2 separate regions of the Homo sapiens genome follow, and region 2 is linked to region 1. A link is an interaction called in ENCODE POLR2A ChIA-PET data of the cell type or tissue named here. Cell type or tissue: MCF 10A. All regions are shown on one strand. Each heading gives the region's core, and the rest is flanking DNA. Links, peaks and the distances in the headings are about the cores only. Region 1 has its middle 30 kb from the start of CRYBA1. Region 2 overlaps MYO18A (myosin XVIIIA).

Region 1 (10,818 bases), core at 3,917-7,916:
TATGAAAATACCACAATTTAAAAATGTAGCTGGAGCCGGGCGTGGTGGCTCACGCCTGTAATCCCAGCACTTTGAGAGGCCGAGGCAGGCGGATCACTTGAATTCAGGAGTTCAAGACCAGCCTGGCCAACATGGTAAAATCCCGTGTCTACTAAAATATAAAAATTAGCTGGGCAGGGTGGTGTGCGCCTGTAATCCCACCTACTCAGAAGGCTGAGTCAGGAGAATTGCATGAACTTGGGAGGTGGAGGTTGCAGTAAGCCGAGACTGCCATTACACTGCAGCCTGAGCGACAAGAGTGAAACTCTGTCTCAAATAAAATAAAATAAAATAAAATAAAATAAAATAAAATAAAATAAAAATAAAATAAAAAATAAACATCTAGGCCGGGCGCCATATCTCATGCCTGTAATCCCGGCACTTTGGGAGGCCAAGGCGGACCGATTACTTGAGGTCAGGAGTTCAAGACCAGCCTGGCCAACATGGTGAAACTCCGTCTCTACTAAAATACAAAAGTTAGCCAGGCGTAGTGGCGGGCACCTGTAATCCCAGCTACTCAGGAGGCTGAGGCAGGACAATTGCTTGAACCCGGGAGGCGGAGGTTGCAGTGAGCCGAGATTTTGCCTTTGTACTCCAGCCTGGGAAACAAGAGCGAAACTTCATCTCAACAAAACAAACAAACAAACACACACAAAAACTTATTGTAGTGTTGATAGACACTTAGATATTTCCCCACTTGGAGGCTGTTATAAATAGTATTGCTATAAACATGCTTGTTTATGTTTTCTGGGTAACATATGTAAACATTTCTTTTGGGAATATACCTAAGAATAAATTGCTGGGCCATAAATATGTTCAGTTTTAGCAGACACTATCAAACAATTTTTCAAAGTTGTACTAGCTTGCAATCCCACCAACAGTGTGGAATAGTTTAGATGTCTATGCATCACATATTAGAGGATTCAAAACTGGAGGAAATCTTGTCTCTCAACTACAGTGGATCAAGAGTTTTTTCTTTTTTTTAGATGGGGTCTTGGTCTGTCACCCAGGCAGGAGTGGCTCACTGCTGCCTCCAACTACAGGGCTCAAGTGATCCTCCTGCGACAGCTTCCTGTATAGCTGGGACTACCGGTTCATGACACCATGTCTGGCTAATTTTTTTTTTATTTGGAGAGACAGGGGTCTCACTATGTTGTCTGGGCTAGTCTCCAACTCCTGGCCTCAAGTGATTCTCCCACCTTGGCTTCCCAAAGTGCTGGGATTACAGGAGTGAGCTACTGTGCCTGGCCTCAAGAATTATTCGTGTTCCTTTTTTTTTTTTTTTTGAGACGGAGTTTTGCTCTTGTTGCACAGGCTGGAGCGCAGTGGCGCGATCTCGGCTCACCGCAATGTCCACCTCCCGGGTTCAAGCGATTCTCCTGCCTCAGCCTCCCGAGTAGCTGGGATTGTAGGCGCGCACCACCACGCCCGGCTAATTTTTGTATTTTTAGTAGAGACAGGGTCTCGCCATGTTGGCCAGGCTGGTCTTGAACTCCCAACCTCAGTTGATCCACCCGCCTCGGCCTCCCAAAGTGCTGGGATTACAGGCGTGAGCCACCGCGCCCGGCCCATTTGTGTTCCTTTTTAAGGTGAATGAATTAAGGCTGGTGTTAGAACCCTGGTATATATAGTGTATACTTTATGGTATATAACTACAAAGTATTATATTTCAAAATACCTACAACTTTTTTGAACGTTTATCTTGTGCCAGGCACTAAGAGACCATTTCATCACACAAACCTTTGAGACAGGTGTTGTTATTATTCACATAGTTCAGGTGAAGCAGCTGCAGCTTAGAAAGATGAAATAACTGCTCCCGGGTCCCAGAGCCTGAAGTAACAGAGCTGGAACAGCCTGACTACAAAGCCTTGGAGCCCTGCAAATATACATGCTCCTGTGTTTCCTTCCCGAGGGTGGACTCAGCCTTTTTCAAAAAACTCTTTTTCAGCCTCCTAAAGACCTAAGATCAGAGCTATATGTTGCCAGATACGAATACTTAGACCAGGTGAAATTTGTCCAATTGCAGCTTGAAACTGATGCCTTTGTATCCACGGATGAAAATAGGTGAGCAGTCACCTTGAAAAATTCTGTCCCCAGAAGTCTTCTTTCTCTCCAATGTGCTGTGTATTACAATGGCTCAGTGCTGGCCCATAGTGGCACCTCAGTAATACTGGCTGAACGAAATTCTAGAAAAGTTCACAAATTTGTGCGGTTGACGGGACCCTGCTGGCTGTAGCGCCTAGCCTCTAATTTCTGACCACCAGGGGGCATACGTCCGTTTCCAGAGTACCCTTATTCCCAGCAGACTCCGGAAAGCGGGGTCCCTTGAGGACAGGGAGTCCCAAGGAAGGGAGGGATTGTGCCAGAAAACTCTGAATTGAGAAAAAAGGTACATTCGAACTGGGTTTTTTCAGAGAGTGGTCCGATAGCCACCAAACCATAATCACCTAGGGTGCATGGCTAAAATGCAAATTCCAGCTTGTTCACTTCAGGCCGAGAGAATCAGACTTTCTGAGGGTAGGGTATAGAAATCATATGTTAAGGCCTCCAGGCAATTCCCCCCCACGCTCATGGCTCTTTATTTGGACTACCTGTATTCAGTATTGTGTTAACTGTGTGACCTCAGGCAAGTCAATTAACCTAAGACTCAATATTGTCATATTAGGGGAACATAAAAACCTAACTCTCAGGTATGTTGTGAGTAATAAACGAATCAATCCATCTAGAGAGCTTAGAATGAAGCCCGGAAGGAAGCATATTAGCTCTTATACCTCTTAAGATATTATTATTATTATTATTATTATTATTATTATTATTATTATTTGGGACGGAGTCTTGCTCTGTCACCCAGGCTGGAGTGCAGTGGCACGATCTCGGCTCACTGCAAGCTCTGCCTCCCGGGTTCACGCCATTCTCCTGCCTCAGCCTCCCGAGTAGCTGGTACTACAGGCACCTGCCACCATGCCCGGCTAATTTTTTGTATTTTTAGTAGAGACGGGGTTTCACCATGTTAGCCAGGATGGTCTCGATCTCCTGACCTCATGATCTGCCCGCTTCGGCCTCCCAAAGTGCTGGGATTACAAGCGTGAGCCACCGCACCTGGCCTAATTTTTAATTTTTTTTGTAGAGATGGGGGTTCTTGTTATGCTGTCCAGGCTGGTCTTGAACCGCTGGGCTCAAATGATCCTCCTGCCTCAGCCTCCCAAAGTGTTGGGATTACAGGTGTAAGCCACCATGCGTGGCCAGCCTGGGCCTCAGTTTCTGCACATGTAAAATGAGGGAGTGGGACTAATTGGTCTGTGAGATCCCTTCCAGTGCTAATGTTTTATAAAAACTTCACAGGGGCCAGGTGCAGTGGCTCACACCTGTAATCCCCAGCACTTGTAGGAGGCAAAGTTGGGAAGATTGCTTGAGCTCAGGAGTTTGAGACCAACCTGGGCAACACAGCAAGATCCTGTCCCTACAAAAAATGTAAAAAATTAGGTGGGCATGGTGGCGGACATCTGTGGTTCCAGCTACGAGGGAGGCTAAGGCGGGAGGATCGCTTGAGCTTGGGAAGTCGAGGTTGCAGTGAGCCATGATTGCACCACTGCACTCCCACCTGGGCAACAGAGCAAGACCCTGTATCAGAAAACAAACAAATGGCTGAGCATGGTGGCTCATGCCTATAATCCCAGCACTTTTGGGAGGCTGAGGTGGGTGGCTCACTTGAGGTCAGGAGTTCGTGACCAGCCTGGCCAACAAGGTGAAACGCTGTCTCCACTAAAAATACAAAAATTAGCTAGGCGTGGTGGTGCATGCCTGTAATCCCAGCTACTTGGGAGGCTGAGGCACGAGAATTGCTCGAACCCGGGAGGTGGAGGTTGCGGTGAGCTGAGATCAAGCCACTGCACTCCAGGCTGGCCAACAAAGCAAGACTCTATCTTAAACAAACATGCCAACAAACAAAAAACCCAAAACTTCACAGGGTTTGAGGATCCTCCTGAACACACACACACACACAGACACACACACACACCACTTCCCTTCATCTATGTTCCTACAGCCCCTGTGTGGTTCATTCACCTCGAATTACATTGCTAACTCTCTTCCCTGCTTTTTTGAGGGTAGGGTCTGTGTGGTCTTCATCCCAGAGCCTGGCATGGTGCCTACCATATGGTTCCCGTGCAGTAAATATCATTTATACTGGAGAAAGTAGAAATGTAAAGTGTGACACAAAGGGGAGGAATGGGGATAATTTTTATTCCTAGTTGGTCTTTTGGGAAATAGTTGTTGGGAGTAGCTGGAGGGGCCTGGAGACCTAAGGAGGGCATTCTGGTGTATTGGGTGGACAGAGACCTTGGTGCAGGGAATGGGGAAAAAGAAGAGCAGTTTGGAGCAGAGGAGCTTACAGTGTGTTTCACCTCCCAGTTTCCTCCTGCAGTTGACCTGCTTTTTGGTGGTTGTTGTCGTTGTTGTTGTTGTTGTTGTTGTTGTTTGAGAGAAGTGGAAATGGGGTCAGGGCCCAGCCCAGTAGCCTGCAGAGGGTAGGCCTGCAAATATTTCAAATATTTAGCCATAGCATCTGAGAGCTAGAAGGAAACACAGAGGTTTGAGGCAGGCTTCTCATTTTTACAACTAAGTAGAAAAGTACAAGCCAGAAGGCAGTGTCCCTTGCCCATCAAGATGACACATCAGGTAGTAGTGGCGAAGGGAATGTGGGTCTGTCAACTTCCAACCCAGGGCCCTGCCCTGCACCCCGCTTCCTCCAACACTTTGTCTGGACAATGAATGACTTGCATGGGAATGTTTCAGAAAGCGTGGTCATGTCTTCACTAGTCTTTTGTTCCATCCAACCGTCTAGCTGCCTCCTGCATGAGTCCACCTGGATGGCCCCCCAGGCATTTGAAATACAGATAGGCAAAACTGAGCTTGTTACCTTCTCCTGAGTCTTCTGCTCCCCCCTTGTTTCTGCTGTCAGCAAAGAGTGCCACCATTTGTTATTGCATCGTCCAGATTAGAAATCTGGGTGCGCTCCTTGACTCCTACTTCTCCCTCGCCCCCCAATCACTCCCAATGCCTGTCAATCCCACCTCCTGCTCTCTCCATTTCATCCCCGTCTCCAGTACTGAGGCTCCAGTTCAGGGTCTCCTCACATCCAGGCAGGCTCCTCATCAGTCTCATTACACTCAGACTCTAGTCCCCAGCAGCTCAAAGTGTCACCTGCAGGCTGTTTGTAAAATACAAACCTGGTCAAATGTCGATTGAAGTCCTGTGCTTGGTGCTAAATGAATGATGATGAACAAGACAGATGGGGTCCAAGGGTTGACCAGGGGAAGGGTGATATGGACAAGTATATTCTAATTATAATATACCACAGTGAGGGTTGTGGCAGGGGAAGTGCGGAGTGAGATGTGAACCTCGGGGAAGGACAGCTCCTGAAACTGGTGTGTGGTATGAGTTCATGTGAGTAGATGAATACTCCTAACCTAGTGAGATTTCAACATTTACGTCTCTCCTTGTGTCTTGTGGGCCGCGTGCACTGTCATTGAGAGTATGTGTGTATGCATGTGCTTGTCTGTGCATATGTGTGTTTCTGTTGGGATTGCATTTGGCCGTGAGTGACAGACAACCAAGGGAGTGGTGGCTTTAACAAAATGGAAGTTTATTTTTCTCTGACTTAAGGTCCAGACCCAAGTGGTCCAGGATTGCTGTGGTGTCTTGTGTGTGTGTGTTTCTTTTTTTGAGACAGGGTCTTGCTCTGTCACCCAGGCTGGAGTGCAGTGGCATAATCACAGCTCACTGCAGCCTCCAACTCCTGGACTCAAGCCACCCTCCTGGCCTCAGCCCGTGAGAACCTGCGACTACAGGTTTGCGTCACCACACATGACTAATTTTTCTTATTTTTGGCAGAGATGGGGTCTTGCCCTGTTGCGCAGGCTGGTCTTGACTTCCTGGCCTCAAGTGGTCCTCCCACCTTGACCTTCCAAAGTGCTAGGACTACAAGCATGAGCAACTGCACCCAGCAGGTTGCAAATTCTTTGACACTTCTCTCATTGAGCAGTTGGTCAGTGAGAGACTCAGCCTCACTGAGCTATAAATAAAAGGTTCAATTACTATAGGAGAAAAAGAATCTCATATTAGGGGAAGGTTAGTAGTCTATGTCACAGCGTGTGTGTGTGTGTGTGTGTGTGTGTGTGTGTGTGTGTGTGTGTAAAGTTTCTAAGTGTTCTCTGTCCCTTCTCCTTAAATGTTGGTGGACTTGTGACTGCCTTGACCCAAACAGTAGGTCTATTAGCATAGGCAGAAGTGATGGCAAGTACCTTCTGAGGCTCAGTTGTAACAGGCCATAGAGCATCTACTTTGATCGCTGAAATACTTGCTCCCGAAGCCTGGGCTGCCATGTAAGAAAGTCCAACTCTCCCGAGAGCTGGAGAGGCCACATGTGGATGTTCCAATTCGCAGTTCTGGCTGAGCCTTCCAGCTGCCCCTGCCAGCATGCCAGACATGAGTGAAGCCGTCATGGACCCTCCGAGCCAACCCGTGTACCAGCTAAACTCCACCAAGTGACCTCAGTCAATGGCACAAGGAGTAAAAAAATTATCCAGCTGAGCCTTGCCCGGAAGATGCACTTACCAACACAACGTTTATCCTTGTTGACCAGGGAGTAGTCGCATGGCCATACCTAGCTGAAAAGAAGGCTGGAAAAAATAAAGTCTTTATTCTGGGCAGACATTGCCTAGGTATAAATAAAAGTCCAATTACTATAGAAGAAGAGGAATCTCATATTAGAGGAAGGTTAACTCTGTCACAGCATGTGTGTGTGTGTAATGTAAAGTTTATATGTGTTTAGCACTGGAAAGTCATTCAATATTTGTTGGTTCTGTTACACAAATGAAGACCAGAGAGGTAGAGTGAGCTGCCCAAAGTCACACAGGAAGTGATAGTGCCCCGGGCCTTTAATATCAGCTCAGGAGCATCCAGGCAGTAGATGGACTAGGAATTTGCAGCTTCTGGTCCCAGGCCTGCCCTGTCACCTCCCAGGACTATACTCCTGGCACCTGTTCCACCTGTTGGTGGTGCCACCCACTTCCTTGTACCCACAGTCACTTCTGGGTGAATGAGGGGACCCTGGATTAGGGCAGTACTTTCCTAGCATCTTCCAGAAAAGAGGGAAGACAGGCAGGAGGTGGCCCCAGCCTAGAACCCTGGGCAACGCTTCTGAGTGTGGGCTGGGAAGCCATTGACAGGTGGGCCAACCTGGCTGAAGGACCTACAGTTGGACCTTTTGATCCTTGGAAGGAAGATGGCTAGGTAAGACATTAAGTCTTTCCTAGCCATCTTCCTGCTTCTGCATGGCAAAACCAGTTCACGCCAGCATTTCATCACATCCTCATCCAGGGAGGCACCCGTCCCATCTACTTGCTCATGGACAGCGGTTCCCGATGCTGGTGACTGGGCAGCCTGAGGAACACTGCCGAGTCTTGTGGTGCATCTGAATGGTGTGGCTCAGTGATTGGATGACCTCATGCAAGATGATTTTGCCCTCTGAGGATCAGCTTCCTCTTAAAATGAGGATCATAAGTGCCTTGTAGGACTTTTATGAGCATTAAATGAAATAATATTGGCCGGGCATGGTGGCTCACACCTGTAATCCCAGCACTTTGGGAGGCCGAGCGGGCAGATCACCTGAGGTCAGGAGTTCGAGATCAGCCTGACCAACATGGTGAGACCCCGTCTCTACTAAAAATACAAAAATTAGCTGCGCATGGTGGTGGGCGCCTGTAATCCTGGCTACTCAGGAGGCTGAGGCAGGAGAATCACTTGAACCTCCAGGCAGAGGTTGCAGTGAGCTGAGATTGTGCCCCTGGACTCCAGCCTGGGTGACAGAGCAAGACTCCGTCTACAAAATAAAAATAAAAATAAAAATAAAAATAAATAATATAGGTAAAGCGCTTATCACAATGCCTGGCCATAACAAGCACTTAACACATATTAGCCATGATTATTATTGCTATTAAGTCCTGCCAGGCTATAATATCTCTGGCTCTAAGAAAAAGGAAATTGGAAGAAATAATAATAACAATAAGTTCAGATATAGTTATTGATTATTATTATTATTAGAGACAGAGTCTCACTCTGGAGTGAGGCTGGAGTGCAGTGGAGTAATCTTGGTTCACTGTAGCCTCAACCTTCTGGGCTCAAGTGATTCTCCCGCCTCAGCCTTCCGAGTAGCCGGGACCGCAGGAGCACATCACCATGCCTAGCTATTTTTTTTACTTTTTGTAGAAACAAGGTCTCATTTTGTTGGCCTTGAATTCCTGAGCTCATGTGATCCTTCCACCTTGGCCCCACAGAATGCTGGGATTACAGGAGTGAGCCACTGCGCCCGAACTTGATGTGATGTTTTGCGGACCTTACCCATTTTTCCCTTACTGGCATTTTAACACTTCATGGCCACCACTGGCCCCTCTTCTAGGAGCTGGACTGTCCTGTGCTCGTTGCCTCAGAAGATGATGCTGCAGAAATAAAGTTGCTTCCTGGCCTAGTTCTCCAGAAACCCAGCCTTTAGGGGAATGGAGAGGCTTCTGAACATCGGCCACATAGTCGAAGGAAATACCATAAGTGAAAGCTGGGTGGGGCAGGTTTAAGGGGAGTGGGCTTCCCTTTAGAAACTAAAGAAGCTTCCTCCAGGCTGGTGGCAGAGGAAAAGCGATGACTATGTAGGTGGCCATGAGTTCCAGCAAGAATAACTCTACTGTGTATTTGGGGCCACAGCCTAGGCGAGCAGAAAGAGAATGGCCCCATTGTGAGGCTGGGCAAATGGGAACTTGCCTCCCTGGAATCCTGGAACATCAAGGCTGGCATGAATGTAGTAAAAAAAAAAGCCACCAGAAGCCAGGCGTAGTGGCACAAATCTGTAGTCCCAACTACTCAGGAGACTGAGACGGGAGGATGGCTTTAGCCCAGGAGTTCAAGGATACAGTGAGCTGCAATCATGGCACTGCACTCCAGCCTGGGTGACAGAGCGAGATATTGTCTCTAAAACAAAAAACAAAAAACACCCATGTGTGAGCCAATGACTAGCTGAACAGTGGATGACACAATGATACTAATCAGCTGCAGATGACACAGAGGCAGAGTGCTTCCACCCCTGCCTTTGGACACTTCGAAAATTTCCTGGTGCAGAAGGAGGGGGAAACTAAAATTGACTGGGATTAAACTGAGTTATACAAAAGCTAATACCTATTTCCTATACCCTGCAGTTGAGGGTGGAGTCATTCCTGCTACACTTGTGTCAAGTACTGTATAATTTATGATGTGAAGCCATGGAGTTTGAGTCAACCCAGATCTGAGTTTGAATTCCAGCTGTGTGACCCAAGGTAAGTTACCTAACCTCTCTGTTCCTCAGTTTCCTCTGCTACAATGAGGGGATCCTAATATCAATCTCATAGAGTTGGTAGGAGGATTTGAATAAGGAAAGGGATGTAAAGTTTTTATGTGTTTAGCACTGGAAAGCCACTCAATATTTGTTGGTTCTCCTACACAAATGAGGACCAGAGATGTAGAGTGAGTTGCCCAAAGTCACACAGGAAGCCATAGAGCCCTAGGCCCTTGGTTTCAGGCTTGAATGCTGAGAGAGGTCAGGAAGGCCAGAGAAGCTGGGCAGGCTTTCTGGAGAAGGTGGCCCTCTCTTGGGAAGGTGCTCCTAAACTTCATTCTCAAGCTTCGCTGCCCCTTCCACCAAAATGGGAAAAAGAACTGCTTTGGGGAGGGATAAGCCACAGCTCCTGATTCACTCCTGCCAGTGTAGACCAAGATCTCTTGGGGGCCAGGTGGTTTCCAAGCCAGGCCTCATCTGCCCTTCCACACGGGTGACCACACAGGACCCTCAGGGCGTTCACACCTGTGGAGCAAATTTAACAAATCTGGCAGGCCATGGGCACAGCTAGGTCCTGAGTGCTGGCAGTGGGGGGATTCTCGTGGCTTCTGTTGTGCCGAGTGGGCAGGATTTTGAGCACGAGGGATGCCCATTGTGTCTCCCAGCTTTTGTCCCAGCTTTTTCTGAGTTTTCCTCCTGCAGGGCCCCCAAGGCCTGGGGATAAACAGCCCACATTCTGCACATTCCCTGCTTTGCAGTACCCCTAAGCAGGCAGCAGATTTATTTGGACCTCCAGCTCTCAGAGACAACTACTGCCTTTCAGGTAAGAGAATGGTGGTCCTGGCTCTGGGGGTTTCCAGAAGGCAGAACCATACTCAGAGGGATTTAAGATAGACTGAAGGAGCATCTTGCTGATGGGGAGGAGAATGAGGCTCTGGAGCAGGTTTTGTCTATGGGTTTGGTTCAAGTTTTTCTCTTTTTTTTTTTGTCTTCTGGGATCATGAGATGTACAGGCCTTTCATGTCCTACCATCTCTCCTTTGGAGGCTGCAGAGTACAAAGGGCATAGGCTTTGGAGACAGCAGACCTAGATTGAAATCCCAGCTCTGACATTCAGTTTTCTCATCCATAAAATGGGAAAAACTATATATAATTATATATATGGAATAACTATATATATCCTTATTATAAATTCCATATAGCCATTCATTCAAAATGCTTTCATTGATTTTTGAGGAATACTTGTACCAGTAACCAACCTAAGGTTATGAATGATAGACAACTGTAGTTTTGACAGGAATGTTGGTTGATACTCTCATTTAAGTTGAGGAGGAAGATGAAAGTGAAACAATGAAAATTTTTGTCCTGAATTTCATTCCTTATTCAATGACGTGAGCAACCTCTTTGGTGAATCAGATA
Region 2 (10,818 bases), core at 2,279-6,278, 51 kb after region 1:
TCATGCCTCAGCCACCCGAATAGCTGGGATTACAGGCGTGTGCCATCACACCTGGCCAGTTTTTGTATTTTTAGTAGAGATGGGGTTTTACTATGTTGGCCAGGCTGGTCTCGAACTCCTGACCTCTGGTGATCCGCCCACCTCGGCCTCCCGAAGTGCTGGGATTATAGGCATGAGTGGTCTTGAACTTCTGACCTCAAGTGATCTGCCTGCCTCAGCCTCCTAAAGTATTGGGGATTACAGGCATGAGCCACTGTACCTGGCCTTGAATTATATTTCTTATGGACAGCACTGCTCTAGAAAGGAGATGAGTTGGTATGTCAGGAGCAACACAAGTCAGGATGCTGGGCAGGGGGAAGCAATTAGCCATTGCACTACGGCCTTTGGGAATTTCTGACCTTGATGCCTTCCTGAGCATTGTACCAGGGTTGAAGGATGGTCCCTCTCAGTAGACTGGGGATCCCGGAGGGCCCTGCTTGGTTGTAGGGGTGGAGCACACAGAGAGGAAAGGCCTGTCCAGGGCCTGGCAAGAGGCCATTACTAGAAGGGATAAGCTTGTAGATCCTCTGTGTGAAACTCAGAGGGGTAGGCTTTCAGAGAGAGAGAAAAAATGTCATTTAATTTCCAATTAGGTGGCATGGCCTATTTCTTCTTCTTGTTCCCTGCTGGTTAGAACAAGAAAGACTCTCTCAACTCTTCCCACCAGGTTTTTATTGGTCCTGTCCCCAGTTAGATGTGCAGGGGGTTGGGTAGGTTGGTGGGTAGGTTTCACACACCCTGGGGCTGGGATTTTCTTTCAGGCTACCACAGTTTTCTTCCTGGGGCTATATTTAGGTGTTGGTCTGGGGAAAAGGATGTGAATTTTTTAGGATCCTGTTTATCCAGTGGACCCTACCCCACCCCCACCTCGCAGCTGTCTATCCTCTGTTTGGTCTGGAACTTCCCTTCTTTCTCTTGCTGCTTTACTTTGGTCACCCAGGCCCTAGAAAGAACACAATATTTGCCACTGAATCCCAACATCACCATTTATTAGCTGTGTGACAACTAACATATACTTAATTTTCTGTATCCCATTTTCTTCCTTTGTACAGTGGAAATAATGATATCTACCTTGTAGGAATGCTGTGAGGTTCAGAGGAGATAGTGCATGTAAAGTGCCTGGCATTAGGCCTAGCCAGTGGTAGTCATTAAATAAATGTTGGTTCCTTTGAGTTCTTCTGTTAGGCGGTGGCTAAGGGTGCTACTCTAGGGATAACAGGCTCAGGAAAGAGTCCAAAGAATGGGATGTCTGTTGCTTAAACGAACATTGTCTGTGGGAGGTGATGTTGCATTGAGTCCCTTTTCTTTTTCCTTTGAGTTTGAATCTTTTTTTTTTTTTTGAGACAGGGTCTCACTCTGTTGCCCAAGCTGGAGTAGTGTGATCATAGTTCACTGCAACCTCGACCTCCTGGGCTCAAGCAATCCTCAAATTCCCAAGTAGCTAGGAATGTGGGCATGCACCAGCATGCCTGGCTAATTTTTAAAATTTTTTTTAGAGATAGGGTCTCACTGTGTTGTCCAGGCTGGTCTTAAACTCCTGGGCTCAATCGATCCTCTTGCTTCAGTCTCCCAAAGTGCTATGATTACAGGCATGAGCCACCCTGCCTGGCCTGTGTTTGAATCTTTAAGTCAGGTCCCAGGTTGGTTTGAAGCATTCTCTCACCAGGAGGTCAGGTCTCCCACATACTACCTCCAGATACACCTAAGCCTTGGTCTATCAAAGATTCAAGGAAATGACAGGCTTTGGAATCTGGGCTTTTACCGCCTTTTTGGAATCTGGGCTTTTACCGCCTTATCTAAACCTTAAGTTTCCTTATTTGTAAAATGGGGTAATAATAGTAACTACCTATAGAAGGGTTGTAAGGATTAAATCAGTGGAGACAATATTGGGTAAGGCAGAGTGCCTGGCACATAGCTAGCACCCAGTGAGGAGTAGCTGTATCATTTGGTTATGTCTGGACTGGAGACACATGAGGCTCTGTTCGAATAACCTTTCTCTCTGTGTGTTTCTGTTTGCAGCAGCAAAGTGGGGCACCAAGGCCCTGTGCTAAGCACTCATAATCCTCTGGGGGTGCTACCCCTACAAACAGCACCCCCACCATGTTTAACCTAATGAAGAAAGACAAGGACAAAGATGGCGGGCGGAAGGAGAAGAAGGAGAAAAAGGAGAAAAAGGAGCGGATGTCAGCGGCAGAGCTTCGGAGCCTGGAGGAGATGAGCCTGCGACGTGGCTTCTTCAACCTGAACCGCTCCTCCAAGCGTGAATCCAAGACGCGCCTGGAAATCTCCAACCCCATCCCCATCAAGGTGGCCAGCGGCTCTGACCTGCACCTGACTGACATTGACTCCGATAGTAACCGGGGCAGCGTCATCCTGGACTCGGGCCACCTAAGTACAGCCAGCTCCAGCGATGACCTCAAGGGTGAGGAGGGTAGCTTCCGTGGCTCGGTGCTGCAGCGGGCAGCCAAGTTCGGCTCACTGGCCAAGCAGAACTCACAGATGATTGTCAAGCGCTTTTCCTTCTCCCAGCGTAGCCGGGATGAGAGCGCCTCAGAAACCTCGACGCCCTCAGAGCACTCTGCCGCCCCCTCGCCACAGGTGGAGGTGAGGACTCTAGAGGGACAGCTGGTGCAGCATCCTGGCCCAGGCATCCCTCGACCAGGGCACCGATCCCGAGCCCCTGAGCTAGTGACTAAAAAGTTCCCAGTCGACCTGCGCCTGCCCCCCGTGGTGCCCCTGCCCCCACCTACCCTCCGGGAGCTGGAGCTGCAACGACGGCCCACTGGAGACTTTGGCTTCTCCCTGCGGCGCACAACCATGCTGGATCGGGGCCCCGAGGGCCAGGCCTGTCGGCGTGTGGTCCACTTTGCTGAGCCTGGTGCAGGCACCAAGGACCTGGCCCTGGGGCTGGTGCCAGGAGATCGACTGGTGGAGATTAATGGGCACAATGTGGAGAGCAAGTCCAGGGATGAGATTGTGGAGATGATCCGGCAGTCAGGGGACAGCGTGCGGCTCAAGGTGCAGCCCATTCCAGAGCTCAGCGAGCTCAGCAGGAGCTGGCTGCGGAGCGGCGAGGGACCTCGCAGGGAGCCATCCGATGTGAGTGCTTCCCTGGGCACCTGGGCTAAGCAGGGATGGGGAATGTGGGCACCTCCTGCTTGACTGGGTAATCGGGGTACCCAAGAGCTGTTATCAGAGCCTAGCAGTGTGTAAGTGGGGAAGCCCTGCTGCTCTCTGAGCCTGTGGGGAAGCATGAACTCAGGAGAAGGTGCCCCATGCTCATAATCCTCTGGGGGTGCCACCCCTACAAACAGCACCCCCACCAGGTTTAACCTAATGAAGAAAGACAAGGACATTAAAGGAGTCACACCTTCGTCTCTCAACCTTGTCTGGGAGCTGAGGACAAGTCCCCAAAGGTTCACTGCAGTAGAATTCTGAGCAGTTTGGCCAGGCCTCATGGTTTTATGGTTCCCTCCTGTGTTCTGTGTCTGTTGGATTGACCTAACTGAATTCAGCGGAATGCCTTTCTCAACGGTGCTGGGATAGACCAAGCTCTGCCTGAACCTTAGTTTCAGCCCTGGAGCCCTTGAGAGAGCTCTGCTGTTGGTTAGTAATTACCGTGAAAGTATTCAGCTTCTTCATTACAAGGACAGGTGAGGGGTTTGGGCACCATATTTCCTGAGCCCTAAATTGGGGTGTATAGGCTAACATGTGTCACTTCCAGATATAAGAGACAATCTGGACAGTAAAATACAATATTTCCATGGTATTTAGATCTTGGGGATAAAAAAGGACAAATGATTTCAAATTAGGGCCGTCATGGAACATCTGAGATGTATAGCTGGTATGATTATATCTTTGGGAAAGATGACCTCAGGCCAGAGCCTCCTCTTGCCCCTGAGTGAGCAAGGAAATATCAGGTGAGGCTGCAGAGAAAGCAGGGGCAGATCATAAAGGACCTTGTAAGTCACAGTTGGAATTCAGATTTCATCCCAGTGAAATGGGACTATTGAAGGGTTCGAAGCAGGGGAGTAACTGGATCTGATTTATAATGGTCACTTGGGCTCCAAGAGTCTTTATTACCTCTCCTGGAAGGAGAAAAAGCATGGACCTGGAAAAGCAAGAGGGATAAAACCTACACAGATAGTATGTCCTGACTGTCACTGAGACCCCAGCTGCCCGCGCAAAAAGAGCAGCAGGAGGCACAGGAGCAGAGAGGTTTAGATCAGATGGAGGAGCGGATCTCCATGGGGCATCAAGCTCACTAATCCCAGGGGTCTTTTGATAGGGTGGCTACATAGCAGTTTGAATGTCCTGCCTGGAGATAGTATACGAAGGACAAGTGACCACCTCTGGCCATCTTCCCTTCCCAGCTGTGGGTTTTAGGACCGTCCAGATCTGGCCCCTGCTGCTTGACCAGGACCTTTTGGTACTAAGTGACCAGCCAGATGTGTCAAAGTCAGAAATGGGAGGAAGTGCTAATGGGAGGAAACAGGCAGAGTCCCGGTCCCAGCTTTCTCCCAGGGAGGGGAAGCAGCTGCTACTCAACCCAGTAGTACCTTGGGCCTGAAGAGGGGCTGGCAGTGGTAGGGTCAGACTGTCAGGAAGCACTGTAGTTGGGTTCCAGGCCTTCCTTTAACCCGGAGCTAGCTGGGTTTAGGCAGCTTTGCTAGTCAGGGAAGGGTAGTGAATGGGAGGAGGAGGCCTGTGTGGAAGACCTGGACTCTTCATTCCAGAAGCACACATTGAGCACCTACTATGTTTTAGCCACCAGGTTAGGTGGAACTCAGAGAACCACGAGGTAGAGAGGGAAGAACAAGGAGGGGTCTTTATGTCAGAAGCAAAGACTGGGCTGGGTGGTGGTGGCTCACGCCTGTAATCCCAGCACTTTGGGAGGCTGAGGCGGGTGGATCACTTGAGGTTGGGAGTTCGAGACCAGCCTGACCAACAGGAAGAAACCTTGTCTCTACTAAAAATACAAAAATTAGCTGGGCGTGGTGGCGCATGCCTGTAATCCCAGCTACTCAGGAGGCTGAGGCAGGAGAATCACTTGAACCCGGGAGGCGGAAGTTGCAGTGAGCCGAGATCAAGCCATTGCACTTCAGCCTGGGCAATAAGAGCTAAACTCTGTCTCAAAAACAATAACAGAAGCAAAGACTAACATGTTGCCATGCCTGTCTGCGTTCTTCCAGGCTAACGCTGCTTTTAACAGATGGAATTTTCTTCTTAAAGAATGAATCCCCCAGGGGATTGTTGCCAGCTCCCTGCTGAACCACAGCAAGGCCTCTGTGGGGCCCTGGGCCTGGCATCCCAGATGCTGTTTGGTTTTCTCTTTATAGCACAGGGATCATCCTGGCATCTCAGATTTTCCTAGCTTTCCCTTCCCAACTATCTGCTGCTATCCCATCCCTGGGGAAGTAGATGGTTTAGCTTTGGAGGCCCTGGTGGATTCCAAGTTATAGCTGGTATCCCTGAAATGCTGGCTCACTCTAGCTCCTATGGGGTAAGCCCAGCTGGTGCCCAGAGGACTTCTTCCCCGAGCCTCAGCCTGTTTCATCTGCCAGAGGACACAGTAGCAAACCCCATCCCCATGCATCTCCTAGAGCCATGTGGCAGGATAAGGAGACACATAGGGCTGAAAGAAGCCCATATCTTTTCTCACCCAGGTAGGTGGTGGGGACTCATACCACAAGCAGAGAGGACCAGGGTGAGCCCAGCGTTTCCAGCTTCCTGGGACAGGGCTGGGAGTGGCGTGGGGTGCTGCACCTCTTCTGTACCCTCAGCCTGTATCTCCTCCTCTTCCTTTTACTCCTCCTACTCCCTGTCTTGGCAGCAGTTCTAATCCCAGTTATGCGCCAAGAGAAGTCTTCCCGCCTCCTCCAGACTCCTGGGAGGGATACCCTGATGACTGTAGCCCCACAGGGACAGCTCTTGCTGGCCACCCTGCCATCAGGCCATCCATCAACTGTGTCCACACATTGCCTGTCCCCAGGGAGCTCTGAGGGAGCTGACTAGCCATCTGTTATCTTCCTGCACACAGATGGGGCCAGGCCCCCGGCTCCTCTCCATGGCCTGTTTAGAAGGCCCCAGGGAGACACAGCCCCTTGGGTTTCCCTCTCACATGGCGTGTGTCCAGAATGCTGGGTTCACACCTTCATGTGTCCTGGTAGCTGCTAGATGAGGTTCCGCTGGGAGCAGGGGTGAGCCACAGTGGTAGGGTAGATTTGTGGCCTGGTAGAAATCAACCAGCAGGCCTGGGAGAACACCGTTTTCTTCTGCCATCATCCTTCCACCTGCCCATCCATTAGGGAAGCATTTGTTGAGCACTTACTGCATACTAGGTCCTGGGCTCCAGCGGTGAGCAGCACATAATCCCAGCCCCAAGGAGCTCATAGTAAGCGGGAGAGATGTTCCAGTAGCAGACCATGACAGTACCCTCTGAGAAGCTCAACCACAGGGGCCAGTCCTGGTGCTGGGAGTGCAGCAGAGGGGCTTCAAGTCCAGTCTTGTGGATGGGTCAGCGAAAGCTGACATCTGGGTAGTAGATGAGTGAAGCGGAGGCAAGAGGAAGGGAAACACTGTCACAAACACATGCCAAGGCCTAAAGTTATGGAGAGAGAATCACATATTTCAGGAATAAGGCTGGGAGACGGTGTGTGGGAAGGGAAAGCTGGGAGAAGCACTAGGAGGCATCCACGGGAGCCAGGTCATGGAGGCCCCTGTGAGCCGTGCTGGGGAACGTGAACTTTAACCAAAGGGCACTGAAGCAATTTAATCAGGGAGCAATAGGAACAGGTTTTAGGAAATCACTCTGGCTGCTTATGGAGCATGCTCTAGGGTGTAGCAAAGTTGGCTGTGGGGAGAGTGGTGAGGGAGTGATTGTGATCCTAGAAGAATGGATGGAGACCTGGACTCAGGTAGAGGCAGTGGGATGGAGAGCCATCTCAGACTCGAGCAACTGAGTCAGACTCTGGGGTCTTGGTGACCCACTGGTAGGGGCCTGAGGGAGAGGAGGGGTCATGTGACCGCCAGAGTACTGGGAAGATGCTACATTCTTTCCCCTTTGATTCCTTAGGGAAAGTTCTTGGGGGGCATCTGTATTTGGATCAGTTACTCTTAAGTTTGCTGAAGGCCAAGTGTTTCCTAAGTCTGGTGAGATTAGGGGAGATGTTGGTAAAGTTGAGGATCTCAAAACCCCAGTTGGATCAAAATTCCCTCCTCCACTTCCATAAGTCCGGATGGGAAAGTCAAGGCCCATTGAGAAGGGGCAGAGGCCAGGCTGGAGACTAGGGCCTGGGAGAGGAGAAGGCGAGTCTGTCTGTATCCTCAGTCGGTCCATTCTAGGGGAGGACAAATGGAGTCCCTTAGGACGAGGCATGTCCTCCTGCATCTGGGAGTATAGGACTTTTCTGCTGAGCTCAGAAAAGCCCACCCAGCTAAACCCTGGCCAATGTGGTTGTCCTGCCATGGAGAGCCAGAGGTGCTGGCCAGAAAGCAAGGCCTCCTGAGCATTTTTCTTTTTTTTTTTTTTTTGAGACAGGGTCTTGCTGTCACCCAGGTTGGAGTGCAGTGGGGCGATCTTGGCTTATATGCTCAAGCGATCCTCCCACCTCAGCCTCCTGAGAAGCTGGGACCACAGGCACACACCACCACACCTGGCTATTTTTTTTTTTTTTTTTTTTTTTGACATGGAGTTTCACTCTTGTCACCCAGGCTGGAATGCAGTGGCGCGATCTCAGCTCACTGCAACTTCCGTCTCCCTGGTTCAAGCGATTCTCCTGCCTCAGCCTCCTGAGTAGCTGGGATTACAGGTGCCTGCCACCACGCCTAGCTAATTTTTATATTTTTAGTACAGGTGGGGTTTCACCATATTGGTCAGGCTGGTCTCGAACTCCTGACCTCAGGTGATCCACCTGCCTCGGCCTCCCAAAGTGCTGGGATTATAGGCGTGAGCCACCAAGCCCAGCCTAATTTTTGTATATTTTATTAGAGACAGGGTTTCACCATGTTGCCCAGGCTGGTCTCAAACTCCTGAGCTCAAGCTATCTACCTGCCTCAGGCCTCCCAAGTGCTGGGATTACAGGCGTGAGCCACTACACCTGGCTCTCCCTGAGCTTTTGAGAATGTGGTGGGAAGGGAGAGGGGGTCTTAAAGGAAGGCTTACCACTCCCTCCCAGCCAAGTCTAGTCGCTGTGGTAGGGGTACTTCTCCTGGTGGACCGTGAGGCTGCTAGTTGGAGGTTTTAGTGTGTGGGGTGGAGTTTCTAGTCAAAGGCTTTCAGGCTGTCGGGTTCCTCATGAGGTTGCCATGTTCACATAAACCACCTCCACGCTCAGGTGGGTTTGGGAGAGGACATGTTACAGTGGAAAGAGCATGGGCTTTGGAGCCAGAAAGACCTGGGTTTGGGTTTTACCAAAGTTATCAAACCTTTCAGAGCCTCAGTGTTCACTTTTCCCTCAGTAAATATTTAATGAAGTTGACCTAAGGACCGGGCACTGTGCTAGCACTGGGGGATTAAATAAACAAAATATAATCTTTCCTTGAGGAAGCATAGACCTAAGTAAAGAAATGCAAAGCTGCTATCGCAGAAGTCTGTGCAGGCATACAGTGGGGCAGGAGGAAGTTCTGCCTGGGGGAAGTGGGGGGCAATCAGGAGAGGCCTCCTGGTGAAGGTGACCTGTGATCTCTATGAAATAGGCCTATTCTATCCTCCCAGAGGTTGAGAAGGTTAAGTTGGAGAAAGATGCATACCCAGTGAATTCACTCCAATTGCCTCTGAGAAGCAGAATAGAATTGCAGGCTGAAAGGAGACTTGCTTTTTATTCTGTATATTTTGTGGGTCTTTATATAAGGTAAGCATGTTTATGTTAGGCAAGTTCACGTATGTGAGATGTTGGCAGGTGGTAAATGCTTAGAAACATTAGTACCCTTCCCTTCCCTGTGCCCAGTCTCTAAAGCCACCCTGGGAGGGTAATTTTGCAGCTTCTTTAATGAATCCATCCTAGTGTTCACCCATCCTTGCTCCTGAGGTTTTCTGATGCTTTCGTCTGGATTTTCCTGTAGCCCTAGCCTTATAGACGCCATCTGAAGGGAGAGATGGCCTTCTGGGTGCTTCCTATCCTTTTCTAGCTTATTAGAGGCCAGCTTCTCGGGCCTGCAGGCTTGGCCATTGGTGGCCCTGCAGGAGATGGGCAAGTCAGGGTTGCCTGCATCTGGGAGAAGGACAGGAGAGCCCTTTTGCTGTAGGGGAAGCCCTAGACCCCTGGGTAGAAACTGTATGAGCCTCATCAACCTTGTCCCTAGGGTACCTGGCTGCTGCCAGGAGTGGGGCCTGCAGGATTCCAAGGGAAGACTCAAAATGGTCTTGCCTCCAGGTCTGCCAGGCCGGGTTTGGAGCACTGGGCTTTCCTAGGGCCTTCTGGTGGTGGTGGAGCAGCTGTGTGCTGCCTGGCTCAGTGTTCTACAATGCTTCTGTTCCTGATTTTACTGCAAGTGATCCTTGGAGCGTTTTTGTTTTGTTTTGTTTTGCTTTGGGTTTTTGGTTTCTGTTTCTGTTTTTTTTGTTTGTTTTGTTTTGTTTTTAAAAACAGGAAATTTGTCTTCATTTTGTGCCAAAGCTTCAGGCACCCCTGGCATCTGAGTCTCGCCATGTGAGAATCCTGGCTTGAGGGCTCAGTGAGGGACCCTATCTAAGTCCTTTAGGTAATGAAGGGCTGGGGGCAGGGGGCAGGTGTCAAGGGCATGGGACGTGGTGGGTGAAAGGTCTTTGGGATTGTCTATTGTGGAGTAGTGGGATGCAGGGGACTGTCAGGGCGAAGCAGTGGACTAGATCATTTCCAGGGCTCCCTTCTCTGTCCTTGGAGGCACCATTCTGCCTTCTTCCTTATGAGATGCTCGATGAATTGCAGCCCTGGAGTACCGTGGCCATCCAGCCTGTGGGTGGTGGGCACAGTGCCCAGGCTGCACTGACCTGAGTATGGGTACATGACATGGTCATGGCTGCTTCTGTGGGCACAGCTTGGAGCCTTGGTGCAGGGGCAGGGTCTTAAAGGTAGCCTGCCCTTGCCTCTTCCTGTCATGGTCCCTTCCTGCCTGCCCTGACACCCCAAGTCACCCTGCCCTCTGCTCCCTTCTAATCTCTCTTATTTACATTGGACTGGTTCTGGAAAATACCAGATATGCAAACACCCTGACTGGGGGTGAGTGGGGAGTAGGGTGAAGGGGAGTGTGTGGCGGGTGGGAACACAAGTATTTTAAAAATGCTGCAAATCTCTACAGCATTTCCCAGAAACCACAGGCACGCGCTGCCTGCCAGCAGGGCTCCCGCCACCCCAATGCACTAAGCTGCTGTATTCTACTCACTGCAGTCTTGGGGGGACGGTGGGGACTGGTGACCCAGCTGAGGTGAGGGCTCCCCTGCTGCCTGGGCAGGCAGCCTGGCGCCTCCATTGTCAGTCCTGGGCAGCGGGTATGGTTGTGCCCCAGGCATCTGGCAGCACTGAGGGCGCCCACCATGCCAGACAGCCACTGCGAAAGAGCGGAGTTTTCAGGGCCCCCACCTCTGCTGTGCAGTTTGATGGGGGGCAGCCAATTCAAGAGTCCCGCATGGTGTTTGGCAGCAGCTTCTGTTCTGTTAAATACAGGGGACAGTGTTAGCAAAGCTTATTTTTTCAGTTGTGGGCTCTAGTTTGGTTGGGAAACTATTTCCTTAGACCTGGGTCACCCCTCGGGCTCCCTTAATCTCCCGCCATATGTTCTCCAGAATCAGGGCATGGTGTT

What was found. ChIA-PET counts read pairs that join two places held together with the same protein. Peaks named below come from ENCODE experiments on the same cell type or tissue, not always from the same donor. Only the 100,000 strongest peaks of a DNase experiment are listed, where the experiment ranks them.
Region 2: POLR2A ChIA-PET joins it to region 1 with 5 read pairs; 12 of 35 experiments call an interaction of 5 or more read pairs at or near these places.

The regions. Positions count from the first base shown.
Region 1 is chr17:29,211,067-29,221,884 of GRCh38, reverse strand. No RefSeq gene overlaps it. Among named protein-coding and RNA genes, the nearest start is that of CRYBA1, 30 kb to the left of the region's middle. RefSeq lists a silencer at 2,185-2,274 and enhancers at 5,759-5,808, 5,869-5,968, 9,424-9,924. In MCF 10A, for the core only: no CTCF peak of the experiment used is centred there; a DNase peak (open chromatin) is centred at 5,924.
Region 2 is chr17:29,158,262-29,169,079 of GRCh38, reverse strand. MYO18A (myosin XVIIIA) reads left to right here. Exons shown (of 42, transcript NM_078471.4): 2 at 2,059-3,138. The coding sequence starts at 2,140. It overlaps LOC124903967 (a long non-coding RNA gene), which reads right to left. Exons shown (of 3, transcript XR_007065693.1): 3 at 4,979-6,573. Among named protein-coding and RNA genes, the nearest start is that of MYO18A, 17 kb to the left of the region's middle. In MCF 10A, for the core only: no CTCF peak of the experiment used is centred there; no DNase peak of the experiment used is centred there.